Regions from separate parts of the Homo sapiens genome. Here region 1 is linked to region 2. A link is an interaction called in ENCODE POLR2A ChIA-PET data of the cell type or tissue named here. Cell type or tissue: GM12878. All regions are shown on one strand. Links, peaks and the distances in the headings refer to the core of each region. The heading gives the core; the rest is flanking DNA.

Region 1 (4,672 bases), core at 320-4,319, 67 kb after region 2:
TGACTTTTTTTCTTCTGTGTTTGCATCATGGGATTATTAGTGTAGCTTACAAATGAATCAGAAAAGGGCTGTGCAGCTGAGGGTATATTTCCATTATTTTCTAGGTGTGAACTTGGAGCCTGATAACAAGGAACCTGTGAGGTCACGCTTGGCTGGGAGGGCACAGCAGGTCTTGGCATATTATCTCCTGTCTGGATTATTGATGAGATCCACTGCTTGGAAACAGGAGAGAGATCTCCTATCTGCTTGGTTATTAAAGCCTCTGCAGGAAACAGGTTTATTGGTGATGTATGTACACTGGGGCTTCTGTTGCATTCTCAGCTCAGATTCTTCTGTGTCTGTTACTGTTGATGACTGCATAAGGAAGAACTTATTTTGTTCAACTGACGTGTTTGTTGAATGTCTGGCTCAAAATATACCTCTCCTAAGAACTTCCATGACTGACCTTTTGCAAGGCTGAAGGACATGCTTGGTTACCCATTAGGAACTGGACCAGGAACCCAAGTCTTTTTCTTTCAATTTTCAGAGTTTTGCAGTTTGCTCTTTGGCTTGTGGATGCCAACACTTAGAGTTTATATAGTCAGTTTCTGCGATCCTGAGATGTATTTTTTTTTGCAATTGCAGTTGGTTGTTTCTCCTCCTACAGTTTGTTTAGCCTCTTCCTCATCCATTATCCTCCAGGCTGTATCTGAAGTGGGCATAGGAGGAGTGCCCTTCCCATGACCTGCACAATGTTCACAGCCCCTTTCCTGTTGGTGGGGCTTTTGGAGAAGTTGGGGTTCCCTTGGGGGATTGGCAGTTACAAGATTTTTCAGATGAGGACTGTGGTTTATTTGGCAATTCAATGCCCTAAGAGACTTAAGAGCATTCAGGTCGATTTGTTTCCACTTTGTTCCACGTGTGAGTGACCAAGGCAAAGATCTCAATCTAGACCTAGAAGCAATTTTTAAGCCTGAAAAGCTCACTTGTCTCGATTCTCTGTTTCTCCCTCCTCCCTCTGCCCTTAAACTAAAGTCAACCATCTTGAGGCCATGTGAAAAAATAGGCTTGGATGGAAAGGTGCACCCTTAATCTAATCTTTGCCATGGATTGGCCCCCTCGTTTGGTGGGGAACTCTTCATGGGACATGTTGAAAAAGACCTCACATCTTTATCATTTTTTAATTCATGTTTCTTACCATATTGAATTGGTTTTTGCCACTTGTAACAAAAGGATTCCTGATGAATGCCTCCTGTGTTTGGAGTCTTATTTTATTCTTCCTCTCTGTAGCTGCAGGGTCTAATATATACCTAATTTATAATCTGTGTAGGTGCCAATTACATATGTAATTGTGTGAGCATATGTATATAAAAACTTAGAAGCAGATATGCCCCTGAGAGCAAAATAAAGAATAAAGTTCCTAAAACATACAGAGAAAAAGATAATGTAGGAGAAAGAAAGCAGACGTTTTAAAGTATGCGTTGTTTGAGCTTTTATGCGTCTGTCAAACAACCCTGAAAGTTCCATCACGTGTGATATTTTAAATTTTGCTCCCAAATGGAGAAAGGCATCTTCCCACCCCTCTGCTGTGAGTCAAACCACTCAAGCAGGGCTGTGGCTGTCAGTGTGAAGCCAGCTCTTCCAAGGACCCAGGGGAAGCTGCCATCGCTGCCGTTTCTGCCTCTGCCTTTCTTTGCTCAAAAGTTGGCAAATGCTGGTCATGTCGTGGATCTATTTATAGTAGGCACACGTCTACCCACCTTGTTCTTTTCTTAGCATCAACTTGACATGCTATCAATTATCCATGAGGTGAATGACAACACAAGGGAAGTTATTTGAGGCAGGTGCCCTGAGGTGAGAGATGAGGGGGTGGCAGAGGTCGCACAGTGACAGCTCCGAATGAAAAGGGTAAAACAAACGTCCCTTGCTGCATCTGGCTGGTGAATGATTGCAGACAGGTTGGTGGGAAACCCTGAGCTGGTCACGCAGCAGTCTCCCACTGCCCTTCTTCCCTGTGCCTGCTGATGTTTGAAAAGCCCATTTGAAACAGACAAGGGGCAGGACCTGAAGATGTGATCTCCCTCCAGTGGAGGTCATTTTTGTTATTCTCTTAAGCCACAGGAGGGGAGGACACAAGGACCTCCTGGGGACAGGGGGTGGATGTGGCAGAGGCTGATACTCTTCCTCCACGTAGGAGCATTTCTGGTGGGAGTGAAGCAGCCACCGGGGGATGAAAACAGGGTGCCCCATTCCTCACTGCCTTTGAACCAGCAGGGAGGCTATTCCTGGCAGCAGCAGTGCACCTGCCCCTGGCCCACAGTGCCTCCCACCTTCTTTACATAACCCCCCATGACCCCTCTTGGATTCTAGACTACCCTGTTTTTGCTCCTCCTCACTGACAACATAGTTCCCAGTTAGGGGAACTACTACTTCTTCTTCTCCTCCCCCTCCACGCTCCTCCTCCTCCTCCTCTTTTTTAATGTTGTAATAGAAACATTGATTGCCCATTTCAGTGGGACTGGCTACCCTGGTGTCCTTTTTTTATTTATATGCCATTAATTTGGGGCTGCTCTGTAGGAGCTGGTGGCATTTACTCTCAAAGCTGCTCTAACGATGATGCTGATGTTATTGTTTTAGCTCCAGGAATTGAATTGCTCATGGCAATAGAGGCGACTTCTGCTTTGTCTGTAGCCTCATAGATCACCCCTCCTGTCTATGTCCTCTGTCCACCTTGGATTTTGAATGTGAAGAGAGAGAGAAAGATTGAATTATGGTCAAAGAGAGTGGAAAGCAAATTAATTAAACCTCTATCAGCCTTGCCTTCAGATATAAACTGACTCAGACTTTACAACCCGTTCCTCTCTAAGTTTGCTCAACTCCCCTCCTCCTGCTCCCACTCTGTTCCGTTCCTTTGGGCAATGAGGTACTAAACTACCTCTGTGATAAATGTGTGTGTTGATTCCTTAGGGATAGAGCGGCTGTGCCCTGAAAGGCCTTGGAACCCTCGCAAAATTCCTAAATACATGTGGTGGGCACTCCAGCAGTTGCTGGCAGACTCTCCCAGGGATCCCGGCTGAGTTTAATACTGTCTGCCAGGCTAATCCACTTTCCGGGGCAGTGTCTAGCACCAGAGACTCTCTGTCTGGAAGTATCCTGGCCATTTAAATGACTCCAGGTTCCTGGGGATCAGTTTGCAGCCTTTGTTATCTTTTGGCAGAGCCACCTTGCTTTTCCTTTCTCATCTTCTCTGTAGTCAGACCACTCAAGTGTAACTTTGTTTATTATTTAGGGACCTCATGGGGAGAAGTTGAGATGATTATCCTGAGTACAGAATAGCCAACTTCCAAGTGGGTATTGTGGGTGTGCGTGTGTGTGTGTGTGTGTGTATGTACATTCGTATGTACTAGCATGCACTAGTAACACGTGTATGTTTGTGAGTGATACTGGCTGTCTAGGAAGGATGAGTAGGGTTTGGATGAATCTCTTTTGCAGGAACCAAAACAGGTGCAAAATACCCGTGTCAGAGTCCTCAGATGGCTGGTGAGTGGAGGTGTAGCAGGACAAGCCGCAGACAAAACCCCTCAGACACTGAGTTAAAGAAGGAAGGGCTTTATTCGGCCGGGAGCTTCGGCAAGACTCACATCTCCAAAAACCAAGCTCCCCAAGTGAGCGATTCCTGTTCCTTTTAAGGGCTTACAACTCTAAGGGGGTCCATGTGAGAGGGTCGTGATCGATTGAGCAAGCAGGGGTTATGTGACTGGGGGCTGCAAGCACTGGTAATCAGAATGGAACAGAACAGGACAGGGATTTTCACAATGCTTTTCCATACAATGTCTGGAATCTACAGATAACATAACCCGTTAGGTCAGGGGTCAATCTGTAACCAGGCCCAAGGTGCGGCGCTGGGCTATCTGCCTGTGGATTTCATTTCTGCCTTTTAGTTTTTACTTCTTCTTTCTTTGGAGGCAGAAATTGGGCATAAGACAATATGAGGGGTGGTCTCCTCCCTTAGCGGAATTCCGTACATTTTGTTCTAAGTTATAACCAAAAAACTGAAGTTTATAAATATGAGGCCTTCCTTTTCCCTCTTTGTAGACTAAAGTTTGTGAACCAGGACCCCCTATCGATACCTTTTTAGGGATTGTGAGATCTGACTTTTTTTTTTTGTATTGTTGATTTTGCTATTTCTCAGGGATGGGAGTTCACCACCCACACTTTTGTGCTGTTACTATTTGACCACCTCTTCCTCTTTGCTCCCCCCACAACTTTTATTATCCAGGGAGAAATCTTTTGGAATAGGATAGAAGAGGTTTCTGGGGATAAGTTTTGGAAATAGGCAAATTTTTAGTCTGAAGGACATTGTAGTAGGATTTATGATTCTGAAATGTAGTGATTGTATGTAGTTATGTATTTGGGTACACAGCCTTATGTACATTGCGTTAAATACATTTAAATAATTGGATAATGCCTAGACATAATTAATAAAGTGATGCTGCTTTGTTTCTTTTGTTATTATCATGTTATTATTATTTTATATCATCTTATGCTTGCTTTTTGGTTCTGAGGTTGATTGCAAGGGTTAGAAAATGACAGCGTACAGGTCAATTTTTGTAAATAAAGTTTTATTGGAATGCAGGCTGGCTCACTTGTTTATATATTGTCTATAGTTGCTTTTGTGTTACAATAGCACAGG
Region 2 (4,672 bases), core at 495-4,494:
ACACCAGCCTCCTCAATGAGGTTTTTTCCCCAGGAACTCTCTTCCTATTTTTAGATGACCAAGTTGAAAAAGTTTTTCAGGATGTGAAACATCCGCAGGAGCTTCTTTGCAGAGGGTACATGGGAGTCAGATATTTAGAGTCCTTTTATGTCTGAGAATATATATACATTTTACCTTCACACTTGACTGAGAGCTTTTCAGGTTATGGAGTTCTAGATGGGAAATAATTTTACCTCAGAAATGTGAAGGCATATCTCTGTTGCTGCTGTGCTTACAGAGTCACAGCTGAGAAAAATTCCATTCTAATTCTCAATAACTTTACATCTTTTTCTTTCTTTCTGGTTTATTTTTAACATTTTTCCCTTTATATACATTGTTTAGGAATTTCAAAACTGGTGTACTTTGTATAGGTACATATATTCATGGGTTTTGGGACCTTTTTAGATCTCTTCGCTCTAAAAACTTTTAATGCCAAGAAATTGTCTGGTATTTTTTTTTTTTGGGTTGGGGGAGAATATTTTCCTCCTCCCCAATTTACCAGTTGCTTTTTTCCTGGAATTTATATTAAATAGCCAATGTATCTACTGAACTATTCCTCTGATTTTTTTTTTCTATTAAAGTTCTCCTTTACCTTTTATTCTTCTTTCTGGGAGATTTCCTCATTTGTTTGCCATCCTTTCACTGGATTTTTAAATTTTTTGTGATCATACTTTTTATTTCTATGAGCTCTTTCTTGTTTTCTGAGGTTCCTTTTTGTTTTATTTTATTTTTGTTACATAGCTTTAATATCTTCTTTTATTCATTGAGGGTATTAATAATAATTTTTGGATGTTGTATTCACCCTACATTAATTCTGTTTTCTTCAAAAATTTTCTTCTCTTCATGCTGATAGCTTCTCTTTACATTGGAGGCTGTTCAAATGTCTGATGATCCAGTAATATTTAAGAGAGAGGCCCCAAAAGGCTGAATGGAAGCTCGGTGTGCATGTCTGTGACTTATGCTTCACCGTGGGGTCCTGGTTTGTTTTATTGAAAAAACCCTAAACTTTAGCATTTTCTGTTTAGTTTTCTCAGAGAAGAATCCTCCACTTTCCTTAAGAGTTCTACATCTATCTTTTTTCTGAGGCTGAATAATAATAATAATTATTATTATTTTGGAGACAGAGTCTTGCTCTGTCCCCCAGGCTGGAGTGCAGGGGAGTGATCTCGGCTCACTGCAACCTTCACCTCCTGGGTTCAAGTGATTCTCCTGCCTCAGCCTCCTGAGTAGCTGGGATTACAGGCATGTGCCACCACGCCTGACTAATTTTTGTATTTTTAGTAGAGACAGGGTTTCGCCATGTTGGCCAGGCTGGTCTCGAACTCCTGACCTCAGGTGATCCAACCGCCTCAGCCTCCCAAAGTGCTGGGATTACAGGTGTCAGCCACCGCTCTGTGCCCTGAGGCTGAATTATTATTATTCAGTGGATAGGCTTTCATTTGCTCTCTCTGCTTTTAGTAGAGGGTCTCACACTCAAACCCAGCTGCGGTTGTATTTTCTAGTTCTCTCTGGTGTAGCTTTTTTAGAAACTAAATCTCCAGTCTCATAGCTGTGTGTGGCACATGGGAGTAGTCAGAGGTCCTCAGAATGGGGGTCTAATTACTCTCTAGAAAGGATTCTTCCTGTTTTTGGCTCCTCCTCACACCCTCACCTTCAGCACTACCTGATGCCTCTAGTTTCTGAGCTTTTCTGGAACTCTGTGGGGTGACCCCACCTCTTTTTGTTTGCTGCTTCCTTCTTAACACATTTAATTTCTGGATTTGTCTACTCTGCCTGCATTCAGCTCACTTCGCAGCTTCCAAAAAGGTTGTCATCTGTCTCTTTTATTGTCATCTCCTGTTTTCTTTCTTTTCTTTCTTTCTTTTTTTTTTTTCTGATGTATGTCTTTTATTTCCTTGACTTTCATCTTACTGGGAGTTTCTGGAGAGAGCTGGGCTAAAAGTATGTGTCCAGCTCACCATAGTGACCTGGAAGTTGCTTATTCTGTTTTGCTTTACAACAATAGAAAAGTTAACATATTCGTGTATTTCTTCAGAATTTTTAAACAATGTTGTTCTTAGTTCCTCTTACTTCTAAAGGACTTTTAAGAGTTTTTTTAGGTATTTCATCTTTCCCAATTCTCTGTCTGTGACCAGGGGTGAATTGGTAATTTTACATCTTTTTTTCAAGCATTCCAAGTAGAGGAGGCACCCCCTGTGACTTCCAGTGGCATTCTGCAGCAATTAAGTCGCATTCATTCAGCTCATCATTTACCTTGCAGCCATCAACTCCTTTCAAAATATCCCTTTGATTGTCAGTAACTACGGACGTGAAGCTGTGGGTTTCTTCCAGGAACAATGCTCTTCTCTGTAGCCTGTGTTCTCCCAGTTTTCTGGGAAGCCCTGAGACTTGTCATTCTCCTAGCAGCTCAGATGTCATTCTCCTCAAACACCCAGATTTCATTTAGCACCAACGAGGTGCTCAGTCTGGGATTTCTGAGGGACTGTCACTGGGGAGAGGCTGTTGCTAATGAGGTGCAAATTGGCAGCAGCTGGGGAGGAGCTGCTCTCCCCCTCTAGGGCTGGGCCCCAGGGGAGGAGGGGAGGGTTGCTCTGACATTTTCAGAGGAGGTTGGTGAGGGGCCGAAACTAGAGACTCCTCACCCTTTAGCAAGGCCTGATGCCGGCTGGGGGAGGCCCTTGCGTCTTGCTGAGAGGCTGGTCTGGTCTCACACAGCCCCACCTCCAGAGTTGCTGCCAGCTGGCTAATTTCTTGGCTGCCTTTTCTGGCTGGCTTTACTTGCAAGCAGGAGAGGCCATGATCAGACACGGGGTTTTCCCAGACATTGGAGAGACAGCTAAGAAGACCCACAGCCCCCAGAGACACTGTCCTTGGGATTGGTGTTCTAGAAGGTTATGAGGTTGGGGTTTGGTGGTGGAAGAGGGGTTACTGTAGCAACTGTTGAAACAAGAGAGCCCATCCATCTCCCCCCAGCATTTGCCCGCCTGTTTTACATGGAAGAGCCTCTTATGCATTAAACTGTTCACCTGAGTGCTCCCACCAGCTGCGCTTCTCTGCTTCTGCAAGGTGCAGGGCTCTCACAGCCATTTTCATCTGCAAGGGTCTCTGCCAGAGCTGTGGCAGAGTTTTCTGTGGGATGAATCAGAAACTATGTTCTGATGAAGAGAAAATGGAGGGCAGTGGGTGGATGTGGAATGTCAGTAGGTAGTTAAGTGGCTTTTTGTCTCCTGGTCTGTCTGACAAAGTGTGCTGATTGGGGCCTCCTGCTGTGAGATTCATTTGGGTGATCTTGAGCAAATCTCTTAATTTCTCTGACTTTAGCATCCTTCATCTTTTTTCTCTGTATCTCATTTTTTCTAACTTTTTAAGGAGCACACTGAGTGCTAGCCTAGATGCAAGGATGAGTGAAATGAATAAAATGCAGTCCCTGTCCTCACAGAACTCACCTTCTGGTGGAAGAAGGTGGACATATGAATAACATAGACTTACACATGATGAGAAATGCACTATGTCGAAGGCATGCAAGAAGTGTCATGGGATGATGAAGGAAGGGGCAACGATGCTCTCTGAGAGGGTCAGAGAATGCCCTACAGCGGTAGTGACATTTGAACTAGTTGTTGAAGACTGATTCTGTAGGGGGACAAGGAATAGTAATGGAGGTTTGAAAAAACATGGTGTATTCTAGAAAAGACAAGTTGTTTGTTGACACTAGCATGCATGTGCAGGATGAACTGGCAGGCTGTGGGGCTGGCAGTGGACTAGGTCAGATGATGTAGAGTGCTTGCCATACAATGAGTTTGGATCTCACCTTCTTGGGGATGGGGAGTTGTGCTGGGCTGTGCAGAGAACCATGATCAAATATTTGCTAAATGAGTAGGCTGGGCCATATGATCATTTAAGATCCCTTGTAGTCTGGCTGGGCGCGGTGGCTCACGCCTGTAATCCCAGCACTTTGGGAGGCTGAGACGGGCAGATCACAAGGTCAGGAGATCAAGACCATCCTGGCTAACACGGTGAAACCCCGTCTCTACTAAAAATACAAAAAATTAGCTGGGCGTGGTGGCGGGCGCCTGTATTCCCAGCTACTCAGGAGGATGAGGCAGGAAATGGCATGAACCTGGGAGGTGGAGCTTGCGGTGAGCCGAGATGGCGCCACTGCACTCCAGCCTGGGCGACAGAGCGAGACTCTGTCTCAAAAAAAAAAAAAAAATTCCCTTGTAGTCTGAAGTTCTTGGATTTTCTGTGTGGGTACAAAGCTGTGGGTCTGGGAACACAGCTTCGTTGAGGAGTGTTATCTGGTGTAACGTCTGTGAGTAGGTGTTTAAATGTGGGCTGTACTCAATAGCTATATTAAGAGGTAGCATCAAGCAGGGAGTGGAGCACCAGGTTCCCAGTTAAGCTGGAGTTTAAATATGCAAGTCTTGTTTCAGCCTTTGATCGTGCTTTTGACCATGGCTAAAGCACTTAATCTGTCGAAGAGCCTTAGGATCATCACCTGTAAAATGGAAATTTCCACTTCTGTGCAGTTGGGAGGGCTTTTTGTAGAAGCTTTATTTGACAATGATTTTTCTGTTGCTTAGGTCATTTGAGGGGAAAAACATTATTTTAAAGTTTAACGTTATTTCTAATTGTC

What was found. Peaks named below come from ENCODE experiments on the same cell type or tissue, not always from the same donor. Only the 100,000 strongest peaks of a DNase experiment are listed, where the experiment ranks them.
Region 1: POLR2A ChIA-PET joins it to region 2 with 7 read pairs; 1 of 35 experiments calls an interaction of 5 or more read pairs at or near these places.

What each region holds. Positions count from the first base shown.
Region 1 is chr7:137,751,739-137,756,410 of GRCh38, reverse strand. The region is part of intron 1 of DGKI (diacylglycerol kinase iota); the gene reads left to right. Among named protein-coding and RNA genes, the nearest start is that of DGKI, 93 kb to the left of the region's middle. RefSeq lists an enhancer at 1,662-2,162. In GM12878, for the core only: no CTCF peak of the experiment used is centred there; a DNase peak (open chromatin) is centred at 1,834.
Region 2 is chr7:137,818,891-137,823,562 of GRCh38, reverse strand. The region is part of intron 1 of DGKI (diacylglycerol kinase iota); the gene reads left to right. Among named protein-coding and RNA genes, the nearest start is that of DGKI, 26 kb to the left of the region's middle. RefSeq lists enhancers at 2,732-2,781, 2,807-3,587. In GM12878, for the core only: no CTCF peak of the experiment used is centred there; a DNase peak (open chromatin) is centred at 2,775.